Linked DNA regions of Homo sapiens: region 1 is linked to region 2. The links are chromatin loops, found by intact Hi-C in ENCODE. Cell type or tissue: GM12878. All regions are shown on one strand. Each heading gives the region's core, and the rest is flanking DNA. Links, peaks and the distances in the headings are about the cores only.

What was found. A loop is a pair of places that touch in the nucleus more often than their neighbours do. Peaks named below come from ENCODE experiments on the same cell type or tissue, not always from the same donor. Only the 100,000 strongest peaks of a DNase experiment are listed, where the experiment ranks them.
Region 1: it touches region 2 in a loop (1.8-fold over the local background); 1 of 110 quality-filtered maps calls a loop at or near these places.

The regions. Positions count from the first base shown.
Region 1 is chr5:77,713,879-77,724,173 of GRCh38, forward strand. All of the region lies in intron 1 of TBCA (tubulin folding cofactor A), which reads right to left. Among named protein-coding and RNA genes, the nearest start is that of TBCA, 57 kb to the right of the region's middle. In GM12878, for the core only: no CTCF peak of the experiment used is centred there; a DNase peak (open chromatin) is centred at 5,283; H3K27ac peaks cover 2,055 bases.
Region 2 is chr5:77,847,281-77,857,575 of GRCh38, forward strand. No RefSeq gene overlaps it. Among named protein-coding and RNA genes, the nearest start is that of TBCA, 76 kb to the left of the region's middle. RefSeq lists enhancers at 1-2,027, 359-1,307, 3,919-4,428, 4,429-4,936. In GM12878, for the core only: no CTCF peak of the experiment used is centred there; DNase peaks (open chromatin) are centred at 5,641 and 6,367; H3K4me3 peaks cover 2,373 bases; H3K27ac peaks cover 2,266 bases.

The DNA.
Region 1 (10,295 bases), core at 1,067-9,066, 130 kb before region 2:
AGAACAGAAACAAAGCAAGTAAAGATTTTTTTTTTAAAAGAATAAAATTTCCCAAAGCTGGAAAAGAAAAGCAATCTTAACTGAAAGGGCTTCATAAGTGCCTTTTAGACGCACACAGAATCCATTGAAAAAAAAAAAAAACCCCATCTATGTACATTAAGAATTTCCAGTGGCTCAACGCCTGTAATCCCAGCACTTCTGGGAGGTCAAGGTGGGAGGATCACTCGAGGTCAGGAGTTCGAGATCAGCCTGCCCAACATGGTGAAACCCATCTCTACTAAAAATACAAAAATTAGTCAGGTGTGGTGGCAGGTGCCTGTAATCCCAGCTACTTGGGAGGCTGAGCCAGGAGAATCGCTTGAACCCGGGAGGCGGAGGCTGCAGTGAGCCAAGATCGTACCACTGCATTCCAGCCTGGGCAACAGAGTGAGACTCCATCTCAAAAAAACAAACAAAAAAAGAATTTCCAGAGCTCCATAAAAATTAAAGCTTTCAAAAAGAGAATAGGTCATCTGTAAAAGGAAGAATCAGATTGACTTACACTTCTCATTAATAACAGTAGATATCAGAAGAAGATGGTGCAATCCCTTCAAAGTTTTGAGAGAAAATGATTTATAACCTGGATTTATAACTATAATAAAAGGTGGAGAAGAAAATTCATTAACTGACTTAACAATTATTACTATTATTATTATTATTTTTTTTTGAGATGGAGTCTGTCTCTGTCGCCCAAGCTGGAGTGCAGTGGCGCAATCTCAGCCTACTGCAAGCTCCGCCTCCCAGGTTCATGCCATTCTCCTGCCTCAGCCTCCCAGGTAGCTGGGACTACAGGCACCTGCCACCACGGCCAGCTAATTTTTTGTATTTCTAGTAGAGACGGAGTTTCACCGTGTTAGCCAGGATGGTCTCAATCTCCTGACCTTGTGATCCGCCCACCTCGACCTCCCAAAGTGCTGGGATTACAGACGTGAGCCACTGCACCCGGCCAACAATTATTTATTAAAGGGCTACTATGTGCCAGGTATGATTTTATATATCAAGGATACAGCAATGAACTACAAAAATCCCTGCCCTATGGCACTTTTTAGTGGGGAAATAAAATTAAATAAGCAAAATATGTAACATGTTAGATTGTGAAAAGTGCTATGGAGAAAAAGCCGTGAAGGAGGACTGGTAATACAGAGGGTTTGCAATTTAAAATAGGATTGTCTCTTTGAGAAGAGGACACATGAGTTAAGATTTCAAAGAGGCAATAAGCTATGTAAATAACTGATGAAAGAAGTTATAGGCCAAGGGATCTATTTTTAGTTACATAAAAATGTAAAAAGTTGATCTACTATGTCACCTGAGAAATTTACTTAATGTACTCCAGCAAATTGAAGACGAAAACCAAGAAAAGAAGCCATGAAACCAGGAAGTCCTTGTCAACATAATCCCTAACAAAGGAAAAATACATCCCAAGGTTAACACTGTGCTATAGGCCTGAAAAACAATCAGTCTAAATGAGGATCTTAGTGTGAGCTCTTATGAAAACATCTTTAAGAAGGATAGAATAGATTCTAAGGAACAGAGACAATGAGTAATAAGGTAGAAGATATTAATGATATAATAAAGAAGTCATGTTTTTTCTCTCAATTATAAAAATGAAAATAATTAGAAACTCCAGGAACCTCATCCCCCTGACACACACACATGCACACCCACAAAAGCACACATGCAACAAATGGTTATGGTTGTAATATGAAGCAATTGGTGAAAAAGAGAATCCATTTAACCTGGATTTATAAAAAGTCTTCTTTGGGCAGGCTAGTTCCCACAGTGCCTAGAACACAATAAGCAGTTAATAACATTTAGTTTAAGAAAAAACATGCTGTAAAAAGTGGGTAAGATGACTCCTGATCAACTAATGAAAGTTTGGCATTTTATAAAAATTATACCAACACCTGTGTCATTAATTCCTTCAAACAGGTATTAAATCCCCCTGTTTGGAGCCTCTAGTATAATTTCCTTTTCCCTGTTATATACAGTTCTCCTCTACTGATATAGCTGATAACAAACTCTCCTGTCTCTGAATAAACGAACAGTATATTTAAGATTTGTGTTGTGTGAGGGATTATGGAAAAGAACAAACTTAAATTGAGGGCCTTATATGAACAGACCTTTAGGTACTGTATTGCATTTAATACTTTTGATCCTATTTAAGTAGTATTATCTCTATTTTACAATCTCTTTTTAATTATGCCTCTCCACAATGTTTTTAAAAGAGTCAATGAAAATAGAAGTTAATGAAGACATCAATATTTCAGAAATGAATAAAATCTAAGTTAGTGTATTTCAGGAAGCTGATCAAAAAATGATACTACTAATGAAATTAAGCTAAAGATTGATAACACTGATGAAAGAAGTTAGGTTGGATGAATGACATCTGAGGTTTTAGCATTTCCAATGGGCATCAACAAATCTGCTCTCCTAAAACTTTTTTGCCATTTGGTGAAGTTCGACAGACAGTTATGATATTGGTATATCATGAAATATCATATGTAATGAATTTAGGCAAAAGCTTGAATCACTTGACATAAATAAAAATTAAATATGATGATAAAAGCAGCTAACAACAAACTGACCACTTACTATGAACCAAGCAGTGTGCCAAGGCATGCTAAATGCCATATATATCATTTAAGTCCTCAAAACAAACCAAACAGGTACTAGTATTATTCCCATTTTAGTAACTACTAATTCAAAATTAATGGAGCTTCAGTACCTTGTCCAAGTTCTCACATTTGTTAAGTGCCAAAGAACTGTTAAACTCCATATCCTTAGCTACTAATTTAAGTAATTCTCAAACATTTGAACATAAAAGTCTAAATGTGTTCAATTACAGCAGGCATTGTTAGGTGCCTACCCAGCAACCATTCCTCCACTTCTTACTTGACAACAGAATCCAGTTTTGCTTATGATCAGCCAAGAAGTCATGCCCTTCAAAGGAAGAAACCAATCACAATGATTTTACCCCCTTTTCCAAGTGATAGTTTAGGCACGTGCAAATGACCCAACTCTGGCCAAAGCTACATAAGAGACATCTGCTGGGGGTTCTGAGAAGGTTGCCATTGCTCATAAATGGGATATAATCCATTTTCTCACCTGGACATTGTCACCTGTGTGTGACACCTGCCACTTGTGTCAGACACCTTGGGATCATGAGGAAATCCTGCCTAAAAAGACAGGTCAATCTAGTCAGAGAACTGCAGTCTTTGATGATGGTACTGAATTACTAAATCAACCAACCGTAAAAGCGTACTGCTTCTAGTTTTCTTATTGCAGGCGATAATAAATATCCTTATAGTTAAGCCACATACAGTTTTGTTTTCTGTTACTTGAAGCTAAAACATCTAAAATGATAGTCACTAACAGCAGAAGATTGTTCTGTAAGTACAGAAATAATGCTTTCCTACTTGAGACTAATTCATTCTAAACAAATCATTTAGAAATTGAAGTATCTCTTATTTTTTCCCTATCTACAAATAAACATGAAGAAAGTAAGATTAAATTACCTATACAATCCCCAGTTTTATGGGGATTTCCACTATATTAAAAATTTTTCCATATAAATTTTGTGTAAAAGTCTGTATTTCACACTTAAAACAGTGTAAACTTGTTTTTGCTTTTAGTCGGGCGCAGTGGCTCACGCCTGTAATCCCAGCACTTTGGGAGGCCAAGGTGGGCGTATCACCTGAGGTCAGGAGTTCGAGGCTACCGTGACCAACATGGTAAAACCCCGTCTCTAGTAAAAATATAAAAAAATTAGCCAGGCATAGTGGTGCACGCCTGTAATCCCAACTACTCGGGAGGCTGAGGCAGGAGAATCGCTTGAAACCAAGAGGCAGAGGTTGCAGTGAGCTGAGATCGTGCCATTACACTCCAGCCTGGCAAACAACAGCGAAACTCTGTCTCAAAAGAAAAAAAAAAGGCCGGGGGCAGTGGCTTACGCCTGTAATCCCAGCACTTTGGGAGGCTGAGGCCGGCAGATCACCTGAGGTCGGGAGTTCCAGACCAACCTGAACAACATGGAGAAACTCTGTCTCTACTAAAAAATACAAAATTAGCCAGGCGAGGTGGCGCAGGCCTGTAATCCCAGCTACTCGGGAGGCTGAGGCAGGAGAAGCCCTCAAACCCAGGAGGCAGAGGTTGTGGTGAGCTGAGATCGCACAACTGCACTCCAGCCTGGGCAACAAGAGTGAAATTCTGTCTCAAAAAAACAAAAAACAAACCAAGACCACTTTGTTTTTAATAATCATGGTGGCTACTAAAGGATAATACTCAGAATAAATAATATTACCTTCTATCTACATCACATTTTCAAAGTATTTCTGTAACTTACAGGATATTAGGTGTTGAATAGTAAAATATCAAGGCCTATAAACTGCAACTTAATGGAGAGTGGGAATTAAGTAGCTAGATACTAAATCTATAGACCATTATGGGGTAAGAAGTTTCACTGTGCTTCAAAGGAAACAATATGGCACCAGGAAGTGTATCCACTTACTACTTGGATGCAGGAAGAAAAAAGTCAATTGGAAAAATGCAAGTCAACTGCATTAATTAAGAATTCTCACTAGTTCCTTAGTACGGAAGAACTAAGGTTGACATCAGAAGCTGATGATTTAGTGCTAATGGTCTATACAGTACAATGTATGTAGTTAAAATTCAGTGAGTTTTAGTCATTTTCCACCAATCCTTGTGGTCATTATAAAGTCCTAAGTGAGATTTTTCACTGTTCCCAAACTTGAGAATTATAGTTAAGATGTCAACAGTCAGCAAAACTAAGGAAGAACCTGCTACAGTATCCTCTCCTAACAAAACTTAAAATAAAACAAAAGTGTGCTACCCAGAAACACATAAAATGAGATGGGGCTGGAGATGCTGCTTGTTCTGAATGGAATGTCTCCTCTCCTCATCCTCTCCCAACCAACTCATTCTTCAAAACTTAACTCAAATAAATGTCCTGTCTTCCAGGAGGACCACTCTAACATCAATCCTTCCACTCTCCCAAGCTGACACTGTGGATCCTTTGTCTATGTATCTTCATAGCATATTTATCTGCATCATCACAATAGGTTGAAATTTTGTCTACTTCGACAATTAAAAATAAATCCCCCAAGGTGTGAAAATATGTCTCATATCACACCTAGCAGAATATATGCCTCACAGATATATTTGCTGAATGAAATAACTCATAATTACCCTGCGTGGTAAGCAGGGCAACTATCGTCAGCCTCATTTTCAAATGAGAACCTGCAATTCAAAGAAGTGAAAAGCCAGCTGTCCAAGAAACGATGAAAACAGGATGTGAAATCATGACTTCTAACTTCAAGTGTCAATATTTTCTACAGAAAATACAATCGTATGTTTAAAGTAAATGAAGCAATTTTCAAAATTTAAATTTCTTTGATCTGTTCCCAAGGTAAAATCATTCCATGGTTCAATATCTGAATAGCACAAAAGAATATACTGTGAAAAGGCAACCCACCACCTACACACCCTGACCCCAGCCACTCAGTTCCCACCACCGGAAGCAACATGTTCTCAATTTCTTGTATCCTAAATGAAAGAAAATGAATGTTTAATTTCATGGTATTTGTTACCTTATAGTTTCTCAGTAACCATTAATTAATCCATTAAACTGGAGACAGTTCAAGTTTTATTAATTGCTGAAGTAGAATATGTGCTTTAATTAATTTTAAAAAATAAGTTAGACATTTTATAAACAGCTAAAATGATGCATGTCAAACATAAAATCAGTATCACTTTTTTCAATACTATGAATCTCAAGGATTAATAAATGAATAAATCTTAGAATGAAAATTCAAAAAACACAAATATAAAACTCATTATTTCACGAATCCTCTAACCTGTCCCTTAAAAGGTCCCTCAAAGGTCCTGAGATGTCAGTGAGATTAAAAAGTGCATACTACTGAAAGGGCTAAAGACACTGTGAATAGCTTCTGCTTGAGTTTATATGAGAAAGCAATAGCACCTCCCACAGCTGCTTCATCTCCATACAAAACACTCTGACAGTTTTAATTACCACCTAAAATCACAAATCTGTCTGTACATTTGACTTTTTATCCTCTGTCCAGACCCATATCTCTAACTGCCTTTGTAACATCTCTATTTAGACATCCCCACTAGCAACTGAAGCAGGCTGAAAACTGAGATCATCATCATCTCTCTCTAAAATGATACCCTTCCCAACTTGAGCTGTCAACATAGTAATCATGCTCTCATCTCACAACCTTTGCGGTATCGTTCACTAGAAACCTCTCATTGCAACTGGTTTGGCTAAGTCTGAGAAAAACAGAAGGAAACACAGATGGATAGGGTAAAGTTCTGCATGTGAGGGGTTTTGTTTTGTTTTTAAGTGAGACTATACAATTACTAGATAAAGTAGGACTGCCTTGTGAACATCATGGGGAAAATAGCTAAGTTGTCTGCAAGCTCAATTTGAGTCAAGAGTATAATGCAGTTATTACACTTCTAAAAAAGCCAAGTCGGCCAGGCGCGGTGGCTCTCGCCTGTAATCCCAGCACTTTGGGAGGCCGAGGTGGGTGGATCACCTGAGGTCAGGAGTTCAAGACCAGCTTGGCCAACATGGTGAAACCTTGTCTCTACTAAAAATATAAAAATTAGCCAGGCGTGGTGGCGGGCCCCTGTAATCCCAGCTACTTGGGAGGCTGAGGTAGGAGAATCACTTGAACCCCAGAGGCTGAGGTTGCAGTGAGCTGAGATCACATCGCTGCACTCCAGCCTGGGTCAGAGAGTGAGACTCCATCTCAAAAAAATAAAAAAATTAAAAAGCGAAGTCTATCTTAGATGCGTTAAAAGAAGTGGAGAACCTAAAACATGGTACATAAGTGGTTCTCCTTGGATGAACTGCATCTGTACTTTTATTATTCATAATTTCCTTCCAAAATTGTTATATATAACTTAGATCCAAAAGAGATTTAAAGGTAGCATCTGAAAGAGGATGCTGGCAAACTAGAGTATTAGGAGAGGAATATCCAACATCATCACTCTATTCTGTTCTATTGTGTGAAATAAATAGTTGTTTGTCTAAAACAGACAGATGATGGGCTATTTGGTTATTTCAAACTAATATTGATTATCATACTATTTTAAATGGGTGAAGAAAATTTGGATGGAAATGACTTTAGCTTCTCACAGATAATAAAAGTTAGCATTAGTCAGGATATCTGAATTTTATCAAACTACAAAATAAGCCCAATTTAATGATATTTCCTACAGCAATTATTCTTGGTGACCTATCAACTCAGGTTATTCTTGAAATTACTGATCAGAAAATTTGGGAACAGAATCTGGGATTTCTTAGTTGGGTTCAGAGAACTCATGGCTTTCGGATTATTAGCATTATACAGAGGCACTTTGATATGTAATGTGTTTATGCAGCGTATTGAACTAAGATTTTGTTCATTAAGTCAAAATGGTCCAAGAAGCATGTATGAAGATTCCTATTTTCATATTACTGATATTGATGTCTTAAGTCCTTTTGTACAAAAGAATGACAAAATAATCATTATTAATAATTTTCATTCAGAAAAACTTAAGAGTTACAAATAATTTTCACACAATAATCCTATCTGATGGTATACGTATACACTGATTTGGTATATGTTAAAGGGTCCATTTTCAATGTATATTTAATTTGTACTTTACCACATCAAAATTTGGAGTTTAAAAAACTACGTTATAAGTCCTTAACTGCTTAATTACTTTTAAATAAAATTTGGTAATAGTACTTGGCATAGAGCTGTACTTGACACAATTTTAACAGCTAGGAAAGACTCTGAAGCCCTCCAAATCTTTCTTGTCTAAGTCACCTTATTTATAGCCTGTAGTTTAAAAAAAGTCTATTCTGTATCAAATATTTTACCCTTTCATTCTTCACCTGTTTACTCAAAGTAAAATGGTCATTTTACAGCCTGACTTCCTGAATTTGCCAGTAAACATTATTTTAAAATGTTGCATTTTCACAACTGGAGGCTTAAACAGGAGAATAGTATTGTTTTAGCATGTAAAAACACGAAAAATCTCTAACTTTATCTCACAAAAACAGAAAAAAATATATAAATTATGTCTTTTATGGCATTTGAAGAGCATCACAACTTTTTGCAAGCTGTTGTTCTGCAGTCTTCCTGAACTATTTCTGATGAATTACTTGGTAGAATCTTTCAGGACCCTGACTGTGGATAGACTATCATGATTATACATAAACATACATCTGTGACAAACATTCCTTTTTCTGGTCAACCTAAAAACCCCAAGTAATAACTGTAACATTTGGGATTAAACAAAGACACAGGAGCTGTAATTACAGCCAGCTGACTCTAACTTGTATTATGTATGAGGGGAAAATCTGTCCTTTAATTGATCATGTAAATATAACCAAACTGCCATTCAAATGTGGTAACAACTGCTTTCTTTTATAGAGGAAAAAGGAATGCTCTTCAAAGAAATGTTAATAGATATGGCAAAAGTAAACGAAAGTAACAACGTTTTTATGAACAAATAAAGTTTTGGAAATACCAAATTCCAAAAATAAACTTTTGGAAATTCCAAAGTGTATTTGGAAGTACACTCTTCCCCTCTTAAAGGTTTCACATAATCACAGCTTTTGAGTTATCTTACAGTAAAGAAACATATTAAACTTTGTTTAACTCAACCCTTCCCAAACTAATTCGAGCACAGAACACTTTTTCAACATGCTTATTAAGAGCTAGTGAACCAGATTCCATCAACTTGGAATCCAAAATGATGAAAAAGTAATATGCAAAATTCTGACTTTAGTGACTGATAAATTTGTTCCTAAATTTCTAAGGTGTAGTTCTACACAACATTAAATATAAACTATTCTGTTCAAAATTTCCAATTTATATAAAATAAAATATATTATCAATTTAAATAAAATTGGTGTTTACATCTTAATGTGGCATTAACAATAGCAAAACTAATACTAGCATATATCTCTCTATGATAGTATAATATTAAATAAAACAACAAGGAACATTATAACTGTTCTATAAAATTCTACTTTAAATTTTTTTAAATTCCAATTTAAAAGAATTCTAATTTGCTTACAACTGAATTCACATTTTAGTAGAAAGTAGCTATACCATCTTGTGTATTATCAAGAAAAATATTTAGTTTGAAAAATTATATAGTAACATTATAATGGCTGATGAAATGGGTTTTTTTAAAAAAATCCAATTCAACTTTTCCTACTGGAAGTTTATTTTTTACCTTAGATATACTAACTGAATGGTAATAAATGTCCAATGGTCCTTAAGCTACAAATCTTATAAAGTATTACAATTTTTTTTTAAAAAAAGTAATTTTAAAGTAAGATGGCTTCATTAGAAAACGTTAACTAACCACTTATAATAAAAACTGGGGCCTTGTAGAAACTTGAGTTTATGAACAAATTAGTACATAAAATTTGCCATTTATAGATCTCTAAACATTCATTAACAAATATCCACTAATTTAAACATCTGAAATAGACCAGATCATGTGGGGGATGGGTAGCATTTTTATTATGGTAGAACAGACTAAATGTCTAGCTTTAATGCTGTGAGAAACTGAACTTTGAAATTCCCAACCATCTGATTTAACCTACTGGACTACTTGTTCTTCCAAACTATAATTCCTGGAAAATTGAGAATGGCCTTAAAAAAAAATACCTGTAGTCCATTGTATGAAATTTTATTTTCCAGGCACTGCAAGGTCCTTTAGTCACTGTCGCCTGTCAACTTAAATCACTCATTTATGTTATATGCTGTGGTAATAAGGAAATACTAAGACAATGTAGTAATAGATACTGCGTATCTTAAATACTTTGAAAAGACACGTGACATTCAGAAACTAGAGAATATGATTTATGATTAGAAAAAGTAACTTCTTATGATGTGTGTGGGAGAATGTAAGTGCCCATGTTATTCCAAGAGTTCATAAATATTTTGAAATAGTTTTTAATGTTTTCAAAACTTTAAGCTGCAGTTCAAATTTTCCATTATTAAAATAGTTACCCATATGATTTGAAAGACCAATAATTTCATTTTTAGATCAGGTAATAAATTTACAAAGGTACAACTTGTTTTCTCAATTCACACAAATCTAGGGCTTCTTTGTGTACACGAATCTTCAACAACAATCATGTAAACAATGTATGAGGCAAATTTACTTTTTATAGATACGTGTAAAGGGACAATCATTACTAG
Region 2 (10,295 bases), core at 1,475-9,474:
TAAGTGCAGTGCAAGGCTTGTGATCTGGGTTTCCCTCCGCCCAGTGTACGGATGCGCATAAGCTGGATATTAACAATGGCAGTGTGCGCTCGCACCTCTGCCTGCGAGGGCAGGTGTCTGTGTACAAGTTCTGTTAGATGCAATGTGGAATTACGTGCATTTGTGCAGGTTTCTAAGCCATTTTGCAGCCGAGTTGTTGCTCTGAGATTGGATGAGGGGGCCAAAGAGAATGCCCCTTTTCAGGGGCTTCAAGGCTACCTTTACTTCCTCTCCTTGCAGTTCCAGGTGGCAAACCCAACCCTGTCCTCTCCCCACCCTCCCTTAAAACCAACCAAACAGTTCACAAACCCTTATTTATTTGTTTGTCTGTGGTTATTGCCCATGTTATTAATTGCACCCAGGACTTCCTTGCTCTTTGAGAGAGCAGCGGTATAAATTGGCTCTAATAAATATTAGCTGCTAGATTAGGCGAGGTGAAGCTGGCACCGTGCTCTATTTTCGACCTGTAGCCTCTGCGAAGCCGCCAGTTCTGCGCCAGATTAGCCCCATCCATCCAGTGTCAATGGTTGTCTTGTTGAGAAAATCAGTGAGTAAACAGGGCTGACAGAGAGGGGGCCCAGCTGATTACTCATACAAATAGACTGCAAACTCCTCCAGGAGAAGCTGTTTCCAGAGATGGGTTTCTCGCATTGACAAGGCTGCTTCTCCCAGGATCCTGTGTCCTGCTGTTCCCACTTTGTCCTCCATCAATCACACAATTGTGTCCGGGATGTTTTATAGAGTCACTTAATATCCCTGCCTTCATCTCTATTCACTTAGAGAATCATCTGCCATCAGGGCTAAAGGCTTTCTGCAGGATAGGACTGGCGACACACCCGGGCAACAATAGCTCTGGTGGAAACAGGGCCTGGCGCCCTTTCTGATGCTAATAGAACAGCCCCGGGATGTTCCAGTGTGAGGCAGCTCCTATTGAAATCGGCCATTAGCCCTTTGTCCACTGCATTAAATTATCCCCTGGGCTAGTCCATGATAGGGGTATGGAGGCCACCATAAGTTTTCTTTAAAAATTATTTCTTTTCCCCTAAAATGGTTTTTGGATTTGAGAATTGGTCATGATGAAAGTCATAAGTGCTTTCTCTCTTCTTTTCTTTACAAAGTAGGGGGAATTATGTTTAGGCTAAATGTATAGAGTACTTTCGGCCTTTATCCACTTCTTCATATTATTAGCAGAACTCTGCCCGCCTGTGCCCCTACCCACCTCACTCCTCCTATTCCTCACCCTCTGCCTCTAGCCAGACTGTCCTGTCCAGATAGGAAAGGATTAAGTGACATTTAGTTTTAGACCAAAAGCAGAGCATCTTTTAAGCAGAGAATTTCCACAACTAAGAGGCCAGCTGGATACAAAATTACATTTTACGGGGGAATTTTAAAGACAGAAAAAAGAATTACAAGGTATCACTCTTTGAGTGGCTCATCTACAAATTAGATTGCTACACAATTAATCAAAAAGTTAATTAATGAGCAAGTTACTAATTAGGACATCTAAAACCAGTGTGTTTATAGTACCTTCATTTAAAAAAAGCCCCTTTAGTTAATTGGCCCACACACTGATCTCATAACTGCTAGTGGAGGCTAAAATACTATAGATGTATTATTTATTATGTATAAGTCCTAATTATGTCACCACTGCATTCTACACTCCATAACTGACAGAATGTTACAGTTAATTGGAAAGGTTGGCATTTAGGAAAATATAACCAGACTAGTCTATGAAACCCACTAAATATATCTACATTTACACTTTTTCCTGGGCAGGGACTCCAGGAGGGATACTTATGTTTTCTGACTGGTCTCTGGGAGTTCAAGCTCACAGAGCCTCCTGTTTATGAAACCTCATAAGCCCTAAAAGTTTATGATTTGCTTTGGAGAATTGCTTATGACTGAAAATTCAGAGGCAAAATTAGGTTTGGGAGTTTGAACTCCTGGGGCTCCCACTCACTGAAATGGAGCACTATGTCCCAAAGTGGGGTCTTTTTAAAAAAAAGTTTACATTAAAACAGGGGTTTCCACTGATAATTTTCATAATATTTGCAAAGGACAAATGTCAAGTTAATTTCATTAAAAACAAGAGTACATTCAGGTGAACTGAACATTCCCTCTCTTTATTGTGTTTTCCACCTGGCTAGTACCCTAGCATTCGCGCTTCTGAATGGCTAATGGTCTCTAAGCGTAGGCCCTAGGCTACCTGGAGCGCTTCCCTTTACTTTGGAAGAGAAAACAAAGTTTAAAGCTGGAGTCTCAAGGGTTGAATCCTTATCCCCCTCCTCTTTTCATTGTATCAATCAAAGCCCCAAACCAACCCGGCCCCTTTTCTGAGACTGTGACCTGGAAGATCTACCATAGCCAATGCCATCCTCCACTCCCCCACAGTGACCTTCTCTGGAGAGGGTGCAGGGGTGAGGAGTTGGGTAGATTGGAGGAGGAGGCCTGCCCCACAAAATGCTTTCTCTCCAGGCCCTAGGCCTCCCGCATCCACTCCACCCCTCTAAGAGTCTCTGAACTAGATTCTTCTGAGGGGAGAAGGGAGGACCCTGTGTCCAGACAGAGACTCAGATAAAGGCTTTCCAGAGAGAGGTCAATACGCTGCAAACAACCAGCTTTGATCTTTAGCCACAGAGGAAGGTGGCAACACCCCACACAGACACACACAGACACACACACACACACATGCAGGTTACCCCAGCGAGGAGAACACACATAGGTAATTTTAATGAAAGAGGTTCCTGTACCACATTATTAGCAATAAATCTACACCATTCTTTGTTGGTTAAAATCATTATGATCATCATCGCTATCATTACTGAACTCATTATTCTTGTGTTACTATCAGAGTAGATTTATGATAATACCCACCATTACGCCTGAGTTAAAGAAGGTGTAAAGGTTTGATTAATAGCTGCTTTCATGTTTTAATATTCAACATTTTCTCACATTTTTTCTAAATAAGGACGATGATAATTACAGGCGGTAATTACTGCTTTTGTTAGGAGTGTGTAATTAGCCACATATGCATTGTTCTTTAAAAAAAAAAGCGCAGGTTTGGGAGCTGGATCATAAGTCTAGGGGTGGGCAAACAGAGCTTGGACAGGTCACCCACGGACGTTTTGACAAATCGAGAGATGGGTCCGCAGCTCTGCTCCATGTCTACCTGCCCGGGACACCAGGAATTTGCTTTGAATGAAACCAGGTGAGGTTGGAAATAAAATATTTGGACGGGTTTACTAGGAGGGGTGGTGCGCCTGCAGACCTGCGGGTGTCTGAGATTCGCTTCTCAAGAAGCAACTCTGGCCCAGCCGTAAGGCCTCATAAGGCCTCGGGCTCGCGGGCCCGGCCTGAGGCAATGTGGCCCTTATCTGTGTGCTCCCTGGTATAAAAACGCCCGGGCCTTGTCTCCTCCCGCCCAGCCGACGCCAGGCGCGCAGTCAGCCCCGCATCCGTCATTTTCCCTCATTGACTTAGCCCAAGAGCTTCCTCCGAGCTCCCAGACTATCTGTCCCTTAAAGGTTACACGCTGCCGTGCCTCGCTTTGTCTTCCTCGTGCCCTTTCCTGGCAAAAATGGAGACATCACATCCTTGCCCAGCCCCAGCTCAGTATTTATGAAGGTTTTCTGACAAATAGGCAGGCTGGCCACGCATGGGTGACTGCCTTCATTCCGCACTTGGCTTGTTTACATAGGACCAGCACCATTTCCACGGATTAAACAAATCACAGGGAGAAGGAGACATTTATAACCCGCCAACGAGGCCACAGGCAGTTGGAAAAAAATGTGCTAGTGAGTGTGTTGCGCGACTGTGCAAAGTGAAAATGAATGCCCTCTCTGCAAGGCTGACCTTCGGGAGAGGGTGATCCCGGCAGCCCGTGTGTTTGCCGCACGCGAGGGACATGCGTGCAGAGGGGCCGCGTGGATTCGCGTGTCAGGGAGGGTTTAGACTACTGGTTAGAGTGCCATTCAATTACTCGGAGTTGGACCTCTCCCGAGGACACACACAAAGGCCAGGGAGCGCGAGTGCGCGTTCCCTCTCCCAGAGTGTGTGTATGTGTGTGTCTATGTGTGACTGTGCCCGTGGGACACTGTGCGCGCGACCATCGCAGGACCCTCCATCCAGCAGTTAACCCTTGGCAGGCCGGCTCAGGAGAGAGGAACTCCGAGGGGGCGCGCTTCTGCTCTACTCCAGCAAGGCTTTTACAGGCCGGCGCGAGGTGCGGGCGGTCCCGTGCGCGCGCGCGCGTGTATGTGGGTGTGTGTCTGTGTGGTGGGTGTGTAAGAGGGACAATGTGTGTGCCTGCACGTGGCGTGTGCGCGTGTGATCAAGTGTCTATGTGGCGTGTGCGTGTGTGGTGTGGGTGTGCGCGGCGTGCATGTGTGCGTGTGTGCACGCGCGAGAAGTGCGTGTGTAGGCGCGTGTGCAAGTGCGCGCGCGTGTGTTTACACTTCCAGAAGTCAAATCCTTTCTAGGACTCCCCCTTGCTTCACCCGGAAGTGTTCGGTGACCCCTCCACCCAATTAATGAAAACAAAGCAAAGGGCCCGAGCGGGCCTCCGACAGCCCGGGGCTTGCGGAGCTGGACGCCGACAGGGCGTCAGCCCGGTCGCTCGCGGCGCGGAGGCTGCTGCGGTTCGGAGCTGGGGTTCTGCACTCTCGCTCCCGGCTCCCGGCTCCCGGCTCCCCGCCACCCGCAGCCTCCTCGCGCCGCCGCCGCGGGCACCGCCGGGGCTTCAGTGACACCAGGCACCCGCCCCGGGCCGCGGGAGGAGGAAATTCCCTGCAAAATAGCAATGGTTCCGAGAAAAGGATCACAACAAAATATTGAATAAATTCCCTTTTAATTTATTTGATCATTCCACATTACGGGGCTATGAATTGCTCAAATTTGATAACAAGTACTCAATTCAACTCATTATGTAAGTTAAATTAGACTTCGATAAAATTTCAGTGGCGCGCAGTGGTTCCTCGAATGAAATGTAATTTGTGCAAGAATTTGTTGTATCTGTCACAAATATTTCCAATTAGCGACCGTAATTATTTGATAGTTTCTGCAATTATGGCTTAAACGGGTGAATTTGGGACTGTGGAGGACCCTAATTGGCCTAAATTTGATATTTTGCATATTTGCATAATGAGGAAATTGGTAGAAAATTGTGTTCATTCATTTGTGAAAAATCCTATGAATTTTATGAATTTGAAAGCTCTGTTTGTGCAGACTGTGACTTTGCCTGCTGATCCCTGAGGAGCTGACGCTGAACGCCTGAATGGGCAGCGCGCCAACTTCGCTGCTCCAGGAGGGGGGTGGGGAGGGAGAGGAGGAGGAGGAGGATGAGGAGAGAGGGGAGGTGGAAGGCTGTGGTAACGGTGGGCGGAGGCGGGACCATGGCGCATGCTCCGCGACGTCCCGGGCCGCGGGCGGAATCCCCCGGCTAACCTCCTTGGGGGTGAGACTGGGTGGGATGGGGGTCGGTGGGGGAAGTTGCATGGGGTGTTATACCCGCCCGGTTACAGGCCGCTGCCCTGTAGCATAACTGCGCGCGCGCGAGCGCACACACACACACACACACACACACACACACTTGCTCTCAATGAGAAATGTACCCAATCTGCTAGGTGGAAGGGGTAATTGTGGAGGGGTGAGGTCTTGAGATGATGGTAACTCTGCACTTGTTTAAGTTAAATTGCCAAAGCTTCTCCTCTCAGTAAAAATGTTTGATCTATGGCGCTGTCAATTTAAAGTGTTTAAAGAGAAGCAAAAGCATAGATTTTAAGCTGCTTTGCCCAGCACCCATTCATCATGCATCAGAGATTTTAAAGTTTCATGGTTGCTGTGGTTTAACATCTCAACTCTCTGACACAAGAATCTAGATGGAGGAAATAGCTCTGCAGTCAGAGGCTTATGACTAAAGGAGAAGGATCATGGCAAAAAATAAAATGCACAAAATACTCATTTCTGCCCATGCAAAGAAAGGGTGGTCTATTTTAAGGGGACAGGTTATGTTAATAATTATAAATAGAAGTGGAACCCACTTTTAACCAAAAATTACTGAAACAATGCCACCAATTTCTTTACAGGAGGGAGATGGGAGAAACTAGTTCAAAAGAAACCAAACAAAATCCCCAAACACTCCATCTCCTTTCTAATAAATAATGTTTTTCCCCAAGTATTTTGTTGCAGATATCCTGTATTTTCATCAAAACCCATCAAAAAAAGTCATCCTCTATGATTCTTGAATGTAACATTTTTAGATACTCCCTTAATTTCTATAGATCTTAGATGCATAAAACCAAGCAAAACAGACTCATAGTGAAGAACATGATAATATCTGGCTTTGCAGTTAAGTGCCCCGTAAAACTGCTCTGCTTGTGAACATTACTTTTGCTGGGAAAGACTTTCTTATCTACATGGAAGTGGGTAATGTGAGTGTCTAACAGGCTATAAATGCTTAAGTGCTTTGTTTCACAGTGCATTTTCAGTAAAGGTCAAAATAAATTCATCTTCCTTTAATGCAGTATTTATGTTTGTGCAAGGTTTGGAATAAAATCACCATTAAACTTCCATATGAAAAAACGAATAGGAAAATGGGAGCTGTGTCTTTGGTTCAGTCTTTTGTGGATGGAAAGGTATCATTTGAGGATGGAAACAAATAGAAGAAAACCAGTCAGTCACTTAAGACAGAATTTGAACAATGCAAAGATATTATTTTACTAATATTTAAAGTGAATTAAATAGGTGTTTTTCCATTTTAATTTAAATATTCTTGAGAACAGTAAAAGACAGATGACCACGGTGTCCAACGTTCGGAAAATAGGGGCAATAACATCCTTGCCCATATCACAGTATTTTGATAAAAGATCCAACAAGAATATTGGGTATTAAGTCTCCTACTATTATACTGTTGTTGGTGGCAGCATCATCATGATCACTATTGTTATAAGTAGCAGTAGTAGTATTATTGTGACATTAGTATTAAGATAACATGTAAAGAAGGATCTTGAGGGCAGAGTTGAAAATTAGCCCAGACCTCCTTCGATTACAGCATGAAAAGGAGCAGGTCATTCACATCTTTTTCTAGCTTGCACACATGATCAGTGATCACCATGAGTAGAATAATCTTCAAATACAAAGGATAATAGTTCATTCTCTTCTTCATTTAACAACACGTCATGTTAAATTTGGGGGATATAGATATTATTTATTTAACCTGTTCAAGAAGTCATGAAGCACCACTTAAGTGCTGAAATTTAAGGCCACCTCTAATCACTGGGGTGAATAAGGAACACAAAAGAAGATTAAATTGAAGATGCAGGATCTGCCTCAAGCTTAGGACCAGGACACAGTATTAATTTTTGCACCTTTTTTGTGAGTTCATTTTTAAAAAGAAACTTAAACAAAGAGGACTTTTGTGCAAGCATTAAGCTTTCAATGTTACCCTACACCTATTTTGGTTTTTCCTTTATATAAATATATCTGTAAGTTTTTTGTTGTGCTTATTATGAACAGGACAGTATTCCCACTGCAAAAGCTTTCTCAGAATGGTCTAAATCTGAGTTAATCACATGGTTAATCACATGACCTAAACCTCCACAGTAAAAACGTTGGTGAAAATCAAGATTGGGGGGAAAAAAAGAAAAAAACCTACCACTCCAGTTCCTTTAAATCAGAACATTGTTTTCTTGGCCAGGCATGATGGCTCACATCTGTAATCCCAGCACTTTGGGAGGCCGAGGTGGGCAGATCACTTGAGGTCAGGAGTTCAGGAGCAGCCTGGCCAACATGGCAAAAACCATCTCTACTAAAAATACAAAAATTAGCCGGGTGTGGTGGTGCACACCTGTAATTCCACCTACTCAGGAGGCTGAGGTGGGAAAATCGCTTGAGCCCAGGAGGCAGAGGTTGCAGTGAGATCGAGCCACTGCACTCCAACCTGGGCGACAGAGTGAGACTCTGTCTCAAAAAAAAAAAAAAGAAAAAAGAAAAAAAAAGAAAGAAAAAGAAAAAAATGTTGTTGTGGGGTTTTTGTGTGTGTGTGTTTCCTACCCCCACCTCCCACCCTCAACCCCCAGGAAACATTTGTCGCCATCATTGTATATAGCTCAAGACCAATTTGTAAGGTTTAGGGCTGGAAATATGATCGTTTACTAAGTATTGGATCTAATTAAATCCACAGAGAAGAAGATTCCGGTGGTTTGTGAGACTGCAGGAAATGGTTGTCCTCCCCAGGCCAGTCCCCACCCCAAGATCAAACATAGCCTTTCATTCCTGGAGAAAGTCAGATTCCCTGCAGTTTGTGGGCTTCCTCTCAGCAGAGGAGAAGCTTGTAGGAAACAAAGCCATAGCAATCCCTCTACAGGAACCCTTTCCTTGGTTCCTTACTCTGAACATTTTGGGCTGAAGCCTTCATGTGTGGGCTCCCCTTCTCATCTGTTTTTTTCAGAAAAATGTATGCTGAAAAAGTCTTCACACTACAAAAACTGCTGGAAAGTGATGAGATAACAAAACCTCCTAACTTGGGTTTATCCAGCAAAATTTTTTTAGGATTTTCATTTTAATAGGTTATTCTTATAGATTTTCTTGTATTGCCTCTCTTTCTGTCTCTCCTTTTCAATCACCAACTATTCCATCGAGGCCATCATCATTTTTCACTTGGATTATCACAGTAGTCTCCTAAACTATCTGCTCTGGCTCTAGTCTCTTGCCTAATCAGTTCATTCTGCCTGGGGCAGACGAGCTAATGTTAATATTACCCTGCTCTCATCAAATTCGTCTTGCATGCTAAATACACCAACATCTCACCCTTTCATAGAGAATAAAGTCCAAACTCTATGAACCTGTTTTCAAGTCTTTCAATAATCTGGCTCATCTTCATGTCCAAACTTATCTCCCACTGCTCACCCACTGAGCCCTGTATTCCAGCAAGATTTGTTTCAGAACACCCCCCTGCATACTTTAATCACAGTTTGCACCAGGAACACCCTCCTGTCTTGTTTGCCTGTTTCCTATAGGTTATTTAAGAGGTAGCCTATCCCCTTTATCATATAGGTGGGAATTGAACAATAAGAACACCTGGACACAGGAAGGGGAACATCACACACCGGGGCCTGTTGTGGGGTGGGGGGAGTGGTGCGGGATAGCATTAGGAGATATACCTAACGTAAATGACGAGTTAATGGGTGCAGCACACCAACATGGCACATGTATTCATATGTAACAAACCTTCACATTGTGCACATGTACCCAAGAACCTAAAGTATAATTAAAAAATATATATATATATAAAAGAAAAAAAAAAGAGGTAGCCAACCCCTGCCCCCAACACCACCACCCTCTGCCAATGAATTTGCTCATTCATTCTTTCTTTCATTCAATGAACATTTATCGAATGTGCCAGGCACTATCCATATGCAAATTGCGGGGGAGACAGAGATGAAGAGACCAAGTCCCATGTCCTCAATGGAGATAACATCATGTAGTAGGCAAATAACAACAATGCCATGTACTAAAAATCCTATGACTAGGACACAGACAATGTACAATGAGAATGTCCCAGTCCTTTCATTGCTTTCCATTCTAAGTTCCCCTCTTAAATTAAACCCATCATGCCCACGGAAGCTCACCCTACATTGCCTCGTACTATTGGTAAGTTCCTCAAGAATAAAGGACTCTCTCCTTTTGTGTCCCTCAAAACCCCCAGTACCAAGCTTTGGAACATAGATATTGATTGATTGATAAGTGGGCATGGTTGTAGTGATATAATTGTCACTTTCAGTTATATGAGTCAAACCTGGTTGTTCTGTAGGGTGGAGGGACCACCATGAAAAACAGTGGTGGCCTCTTTTAGTCACACTGTAATGGCCTGGTTTTCCTAGCATCTGACACTCTTTGGGTAAGGCTACAAATGGGCACCCAGAATTGTGAACATAACTTTATTCATGGTGGCTTATCCCAAATGTTTTAGATTGTATAATAAAGAGCTAAAGAGTAGTAAGTAAATAAAGATAATTTAATTAATTTACAAAGACCACTCAATTACTGTTTTTTTGTTTGTTTGTTTGTTTTGAGACAGGGTCTTGCTTATCACCCAGGCTGGAGTACAGTGGCGTGATCTCAGCTCACCACAGCCTTGACCTCTCAGGCTCGAGTGATTCTCCTACCTCAGCTTCCCCAAATAGCTGGGACCACAGGCGCAAGCCACCACGCTCAGCTAGTTAAAAAAAAATGCAGAAAGAAGGTCTCACTATTGCCCA